Linked DNA regions of Homo sapiens: regions 1 and 2 are each linked to region 3. A link is an interaction called in ENCODE POLR2A ChIA-PET data of the cell type or tissue named here. Cell type or tissue: GM12878. All regions are shown on one strand.

Region 1 (2,500 bases), 240 kb after region 3:
TGCTGTCCTGTTTATTGTGAAGTGAAATCCCTGTGCTTCTTTTAGCCCCTGCCCGATGCAGAGAGGAAAGAATTCTTAGGATGCATCAAGGGTAATGCCTTCTTGGTTAAAAAGGCAGCATTATGTTCCTTCTTAATAGAACGCTACTCCAGCGAGAGAGTGTGGTGATGTGACATGTCTTTGTACATTCATCTTGAATGATGCCCAGGGAGAACTCCGGGTGAAATCAGTGTAAGACATCCACATTGGGTGGCTGACTCCAAAAACTGAGGAGTAGACCCAAAACTTGGAGAGTAAGGTAGTTTCGGATTTAGGAAAACAATCTTTATTCTGATTTTCTGGGAATCAGAGGTGTTTGATTTAAGATGAATATCTAGAAAATGCTGATTTAAAGAAATACATGCAGGCAGTACTTTGCTCGTTAAAAGCAGTTCACGCTGTGTTTTGGAAAGAAGCAGACAGCTACACTGATATAGTTTCAGTTAGCTTAAATACAGAGCCCAACCTTCTTGCTGACTGACATGGTTAATTCATTCTTCATTCAGTCAACAAACATTTATTGAGCTTCTCGTTTGCGTAAGACACTGTGCTGAGCAACACGGGGGAATTCAGAGCTGTATGAAAGAATTTCTCGTCTTCAAGAGCCTGTGGTAGAGAAATGAGATTACAGTGTACACGAATAGTGTTAAAACATGATAGAAAGTGACTTGAGAGATCTTGGTGATGAGGGAAGGTTTTCTGGGGAAGGTGGGATTCCATGGGACTCCTACAGGAGGCTGCCTTGGTTTTGGGTCCCCTGGTAGCAGACCCTGAGACAAGGAGGGAGGAGCTAGGAAAGGGTGAGTTCTCAAGCTGTTTACTCCTCTGGGCAGCTGGGATTCTCACTGAGAGCTCTGGGAGTCTGTGGACTCATGCCAGAGAGTTATCCCACCTAGAGGCAGGGAGCTAGAGTTTTGTCCACTAACTGCCAGGCTGTTGTTGGCTGAAGTCTGTTTCTTGGGGCAGTAACACTTTACTACCTCCTCCTGGGTAGAGTACAAAGCCCTCAGGCCCAGGGTCTCAGGCAGTTCCAGTCAGCTGCCTTCAGTGTGTGGAAGTGAATGCCAAGGGCATAGTGGCAGGGCCCAGTGGAGCCCATAGCAGGTGCTTTAGACTTTGAAAGGTGTGGGAAGGAGAAAGACGCAGACTCCACAGGAAGTGGCAGGCAGAGGTGTGGAAGCCCAAAAGCACCAAACTCCTGGGGTGAGTCAGGACTGGTGAGGCCCCCTCTCTTAAAGAACCTGAATTACCAAGCTGCAAACAGAAGGCAAACTGCCTGGTGGGAGTCCCTGGATCCTAAGGGGGATATTCAGCTTTATTTGGCTAAATGTTTTTTTCAGCTCTGCGGATTTGGAGATTGAACTTAAATATGGTTGTAAGAAGGAACATGTGGAGAAGAAACAGGCCTCCTGCCTCATTTTTCTCTTGTGGTCGAGTAAGACCAGGACAGGAGTCAGGAGCTGTGGCTGGGGACAGCTTGAGGCACCTTGACCTATACCAGCCTGAGCTGTGGTGTTGCTGTCTTACGTCTTGGTTTCTAAATTTTTGTGATTCCTGAATCCAGATTGGCAGGCCTTTTGTGTCATTGCTGGCCTTTTTCTCTCCAACTAGCAGCCCATCATGCTCACTGCTGTCATTTCTCTTACACATCTGAGAGAGGGAATCAGGGAAGGCACTGGCCTTAGGAATTTGGAGTCAAGACTTCCAATTTCACCTCTGCTTCAGAGAGCTGGTCACACACTCTGGGCCTTAGTCCGAAGGAATTAGAGGAGACTATGTGAACATTGCTTTCCATTTCAGGAGTCTCGGGGTTTATGATGCTGCTAACTCGAAGGTTAAATGCTTTACTTCCCAGTTTCAAGAGATCTGCAGAAGGAAGGCTTTCTATTATGGTGATAGACACTGTGCCAAGCCCTATGTGTACCCATAGTCTCCTATTTAAGTTCCTTTGATAACCCTGTGAGGAAGATGTGATTATCCCCATTTTACTGCTGAGTAACATGCGGGCTGGCGAGATTCAGTCACATGCAGGGACTCCAGCATGGGCTGTCTGCTTGGAGTCTCCTTCACCGTGGCTGCTGTGGTCACAGCACTGGACTACCAATTTGCAAGTGAGCTGAACCTAATTCTGATGATTGCATATCTGTTCACATTAAGTGAGAAAAAGAGTGGAATTATTTTGGTCAATTTGTAACTATATGAGGAAAACACGGAAGGTCCCAAATAGGATTGAAAATAATGCTGTTTGTTGAGTAGAACCATCTGTTATGCTCTGTGTGTCTCCCACTCTGCATTCGTACGTTGAAGTTCTAACCCCTAGTACCTAAGAATGTAACTATATTTGGAATGAAGTCTTTAAAAAGGTAATTAAGTTAAAATGAAATCTTTTGGGTGGCCCTTAATTTAATATTACTATTGTCATGAAAAGAGAAAGTTTGGACACAGACACTAGTGTGTTGGA
Region 2 (2,500 bases), 110 kb before region 3:
CCATGAGCCACCTTTGGGGAAAAGCAAAACAATAAAGCCAACAACAAAATGAATTAAAGAAAGAACTCAAATGAAAAAAACATGTACCTCAGAAACAAAAATAGAAGGACTGGTAAAATTTTAAGGAATAACTCCTTTTGTAATAAAGAAAGATTTAAATGAAGTTAAAAGTGCAATTCTTTCAGGTTTACTTTGATTTCTTTTCAGATAATTTCAAGAAAATTAAACTCTGGCAAATAAAAACTGCATGTACAGTATGATCTCATTTTTGTTTGACTATTCATCCATCTTGCTTTGCTCTCTACATAAATGGAGAGATTATGATGTTTTATCAATACCTGTTTTGGGGTGGTGGAATTTTAGGTAATGTTTTACTTTCTTCCTCATGTTCTTTTCTGTATTGGTGTAAGTTTTTTTGGGGGTGGGACAGAGTCTCGCTCTGTTGCCCAGGCTGGAGTGCAGTGGCACAATCTTGGCTCACTGCAACCTCCGCCTCCTGGGTTCAAGCAATTCTCCTGCTTCAGCCTCCCAAGTAGCTGATACTACAGGCGCACGCTAACTTTGGTTTGTATTTTAGTAGAGACAGGGTTTCACCGTGTTGCCCAGTCTGGTCTTGAACTCCTGACCTCAGGTGATCCACCTGCCTCGGACTCCCAAAGTGCTGGGATTACAGGCGTGAGCCACCGCGCCCAACCTGGTGTAAGTTTTAACACTTACATAGGATTATTACAAAAACAGTTAAGTTTAAATAATAATAATTAAAAATCAACAAGAGTAGATACACATAAGTTGAGAGCACCTGGCTAAATGGATGGCTTCCCGAAGCAATGTCTTGAAGAATTTTGGGGGAGTCTCCCAGGTGGTCATATGTGTAAGTGAGGTCCACTGGACTGCCTATAAGGGCCACTTTTAAGTCATTATGCAGCCAGCTGAAATAAAAACAACATTTTAAGAAGTAAATAACTAAGCTAAGCAGTTACTGGTCTCATCAATCCTAAGTGATACATCTATTTACTATTACAAAATGTTAAAAGCACAGACAATACATTTAACAGATATGATTTACTACGTACCTTTCAAAACAGTGTTGCAAAAAGGCATGCCAAGGCAATTCAGTGATTTAATTTGCTGTGTAGAAATGCTATCCAGACCAGGCGCAGTGGCTCACACCTGTAAATCCCAACACTTTAGGAGGCTAAGGCAGGTGGATTAATTGAGGTCAGGAGTTTGAAACCAGCCTGACCAACATGGTGAAACCCCATCTCTTCTAAAAATACAGTATTAGCTGGACATGGTAGCGCATGCCTGTAGTCCCAGCTACTTGGGAGGCTGAGGCAGGAGAATCGCTTGAACCCAGGAGGTAGAGGTTGCAGCGAGCTGAGATCGGGCCACTGCACTCCAGCCTGGGTAACAAGAGCAAAACTCCACCTCAAAATAAAAAATTTAAAAAAAAAAAAAAGAAAGAAATGCTAGTAAGCCAGCTATAAAAGTTATTTATTTATTAATTTATTTATTTTTGAGAGAGAGTCTCACTCTGTCACCCAGGCTGGAGTGCTGTGGCGCAATCTCGACTCACTGCAAGCTCCACCTCCCGGGTTCCAGCAATTTTCCTGCCTCACCCTCCGGAGTAGCTGGGATTACAGGCACCTGCCTCTACGCCCAGCTAATTTTTGTATTTTTAGTAGAAGGCAGGCTTTCACCATGTTGGCCAGACTGGTCTTGAACTCCTGACCTCAGGTGATCCACCCGCCTCAGCCTCCCAGAGTGCTGGGATTATAAGCATGAGCCACTGTGCCCGGCCTAAAAAAATTTTAATTTTAGAATTAATCTGTAATTTTTATTTTGCAGTATTTACATGACAGGGTCAATTATCTCTTAATTATCCATTAAGGATATTTAAACATTTTCATAATTCATGAAAATATACCATGTTATTGACATTTATTCTCCACAGCAGGGAACTATGGCTCCAGTTCCTCCAAAAAGTCATAAGTGCAATGACTATATAGTCTGGTTTGTCTGAGATAATGCTTTTTTTTTTCCCTGTTATCCTGATGTAATTATTAATTCCCTCTTTCACTCCCGTAGTTTAGACAATAAACTATATGGTTACCCTCTTTATAAATCTCTAAGATGTAAATTTAAAAGACAGAAAGCATGCTAGAAAATAACTGGCTTGTGTTCTTAAAAAAAAAAAAAAAAAAAAGTCAAAAAAGGGACCAGAAGAGTCATGAAACTAATTGTAATGTATGACTCCAGAATGGATCCTGAGGAAACAAAAAAATTGCTATAAAAGAAATTATGAAAAAAAAAATCAATGAAATTTAAATATAAACGTAGGCTTATGAAATAATATTGTATCAAAACTAAATTTCTGGCTGGATGCAGTGGCTTATGTCTATTACTCCCAGCACTTTCAGAGGCCAAGGCAGGAGGAACACTTGAGCTCAGGAGTTCAAGACCAGCCTGGGCAACATAGGGAGATCCTGTCTCTACAAAA
Region 3 (2,500 bases):
GATTACGCAGAGAGACTGTGTGTACAGGGGTTAAGAAGGAAGGCCCTGAGGTCAGACAAACCCAGATGTTTAGTCTGGTCTTCACCACTTTTGCTAAGGGCCAAAGCTCTTTTAGCCTTGTGGAAATAATAACAGTACCTCCCAGGATTCTTGTGAGAGTTAAATGTGACAATGCACATGAAGTTGCTTAGCATTGTACTGTACTTAACAAGTACTCAGGAAATGCTGAGTATTACTGTATGTGTTAAGTGCTATTTACATAATTAGATGTGGTTGGTACTTGCTTCCTTTGAGTGGAGTTAGGTCAACTGGTTTTAATGATAAGCAACACATGACAGTGACAATGGTTTCTAGTGAACTATAGTGAACTCCTCGTAGTAGTTTAGAGAAAAATCTCATCATCTTTCCCTGGAAATGAGACCTGTTATCAATCAAAAGTGCTGGTCTAAGGAAGTGACTGAACAGATTGAACATACCTCTCAGGAGTGGGGCTGGCTTTTCTAGGTACTCAACATTCTTTTAACGCTTTTGATTAAAAAAAAAAAAAAAAAAAAAAAGGGCTGGGCGCTGTGGCTCAGGCCTGTAATCCGGCTCAGGCCTGTAATCCCAGCATTTTGGGAGGCCGAGGCAGGTGAATCATGAGATCAGGGGATCGAGACCATCCTGGCTAACACAGTGAAACCCCGTCTCTACTAAAAATACAAAAAAATTAGCCAGGCGTGGTGGCGGGCAGTTGGCAGGTGCCTGTACTCCCAGCTACTCGGGAGGCTGAGACAGGAGAATGGCATGAACCCAGGAGGCAGAGCTTGCAGTGAGCCGAGATCGCGCCACTGCACTCCAGCCTGGGTGACAGAGTGAGACTCCATCTCAAAAAAAAAAAAAAAAAAAAGAAAAGAGGAACTGAAACAGGAACTAATAGATTTAACAGATTTGATGATAATTAAGACTTAAATTCTTTTCTCCAGTTCACGTTTGTGTTCTCACACAAAGTAGTTATTGCCAAGATGCCCAGGCACATGAATGCCTTTATCCAAACTTACTGAATAGTCTTTCCTTCAATAAATACTATTGAGCCTTACTGTTTGCCAGGCACTGTGCTAGGCTCTGGGAGTATGAAGGTAAGCAAAACCACAGGCTGGTGGCAGAGACAGACATTCATGAAATAAGCCTCCCCATACATAATAATAGTTGCTCTAAGTGAGAAGTTTAGAGCAGGGGCCCTGATTTAGGCTGGGGCATAGGTTTGTAGAGGCAGGGAAGAGTTCATTTAGGGAAGTAACATCTAAAAATACCACTTACCCTTTAGAAGAGCTGGCGATTTTCTCTCTCTTTTTTTTTTTTTTTTTTTTTTTGAGACAGAGTCTTGCTCTGTTGCCCAGGCTAAAGCTCAATGGTGCAATCTCGGCTCAGTACAACCTCCGCCTCCCGGGTTCAAGCCATTCTCCTGCCTCAGCCTCCCAAGTAGCTGGGATTACAGGCGCCCACCACCACGCCCAGCTAATTTTTGTATTTTTTAGTAGAGACAGGGTTTCACCATCTTGGCCAGGCTGGTCTTGAACTCCTGACCTTGTGATCCACACCCCCACCCTTGGCCTCCCAAAGTGCTGGGATTACAGGAGTGAGCCACCGTGCCCGGCTGATTTTCTCTTTAATTCCAAAGCCGCCAGCAAGTTCAGGAGATAAAAGCTTAGTCAAATAAATTTTTGGTTACCATATGGAAAATGTCATGTTGATATAAATTATTTATTCTATCACCCAACTATATTGATAACATTAAACATGGCCTTTCTATCTGTCATTCTGCCCCAATGAGACTTTCATTTCTTTAACATTATACAAAGTAAAATCATCTACCTCTGGAATGATTTTATCATTATTAACACACATATACATGCATACTTATTTATGGTTCTTTATATGCACTAAAGAAGCTGGGAAAATTTTAGAAGATAGTAAAATGAAATGGTTCTTCCTTTCTTGTCTGGGAGGGGCTCCTTGCTCTGGAATGATACTTCATATATAAATACAGTGTTTCTCCGTGGTCTTCCTTTTGGATTTTTGGAGGTTGGATGGGAAGGGCTGAATTTCGGCACACACTGAAAACAGCTTATCTTGTAGGAGGGATTATAATATCCCAAACATTGTATATAAGTGGCATTTTGAGATTTCCTCAGAAATGTATTAAAAACAGAGAGAAAAAAATGATTGTAGCAAGTATTCAGCCATTTTACCTTTTTATTCAAATATTTAGCAATTTCTTGGGCTTCTAGTAATTTAGTGATCAATGGCTCCAATCAGAGAGTTCATTCACAGGAATATTCACACTCATTTGTTTCAGCCTTAAATAAATAAAGGTTGATTTTTTAAAAGAGGCTGTCTTCTAGGTATTGCAAGTGGAATCTGCTCATATTGATTGGGTTGCTCTTCAGTAATTTCCTACAGCATGCACATCTCTTCCTTTTTATGTTTTTCTCAAGCAATCAGTAAATAACGTATTCAT

Evidence for each region. Peaks named below come from ENCODE experiments on the same cell type or tissue, not always from the same donor. Only the 100,000 strongest peaks of a DNase experiment are listed, where the experiment ranks them.
Region 1: POLR2A ChIA-PET joins it to region 3 with 5 read pairs; 2 of 35 experiments call an interaction of 5 or more read pairs at or near these places.
Region 2: POLR2A ChIA-PET joins it to region 3 with 6 read pairs; 2 of 35 experiments call an interaction of 5 or more read pairs at or near these places.

Annotation. Positions count from the first base shown.
Region 1 is chr2:206,487,648-206,490,147 of GRCh38, forward strand. All of the region lies in intron 3 of ADAM23 (ADAM metallopeptidase domain 23), which reads left to right. Among named protein-coding and RNA genes, the nearest start is that of ADAM23, 45 kb to the left of the region's middle. In GM12878, no CTCF peak of the experiment used is centred here; no DNase peak of the experiment used is centred here.
Region 2 is chr2:206,137,686-206,140,185 of GRCh38, forward strand. It overlaps NDUFS1 (NADH:ubiquinone oxidoreductase core subunit S1), which reads right to left. Exons shown (of 19, transcript NM_005006.7): 13 at 800-929. Among named protein-coding and RNA genes, the nearest start is that of NDUFS1, 21 kb to the right of the region's middle. In GM12878, no CTCF peak of the experiment used is centred here; no DNase peak of the experiment used is centred here.
Region 3 is chr2:206,245,115-206,247,614 of GRCh38, forward strand. All of the region lies in intron 2 of CMKLR2-AS (CMKLR2 antisense RNA), which reads left to right. Among named protein-coding and RNA genes, the nearest start is that of ZDBF2, 28 kb to the right of the region's middle. In GM12878, no CTCF peak of the experiment used is centred here; DNase peaks (open chromatin) are centred at 337 and 1,017; H3K27ac peaks cover 409 bases.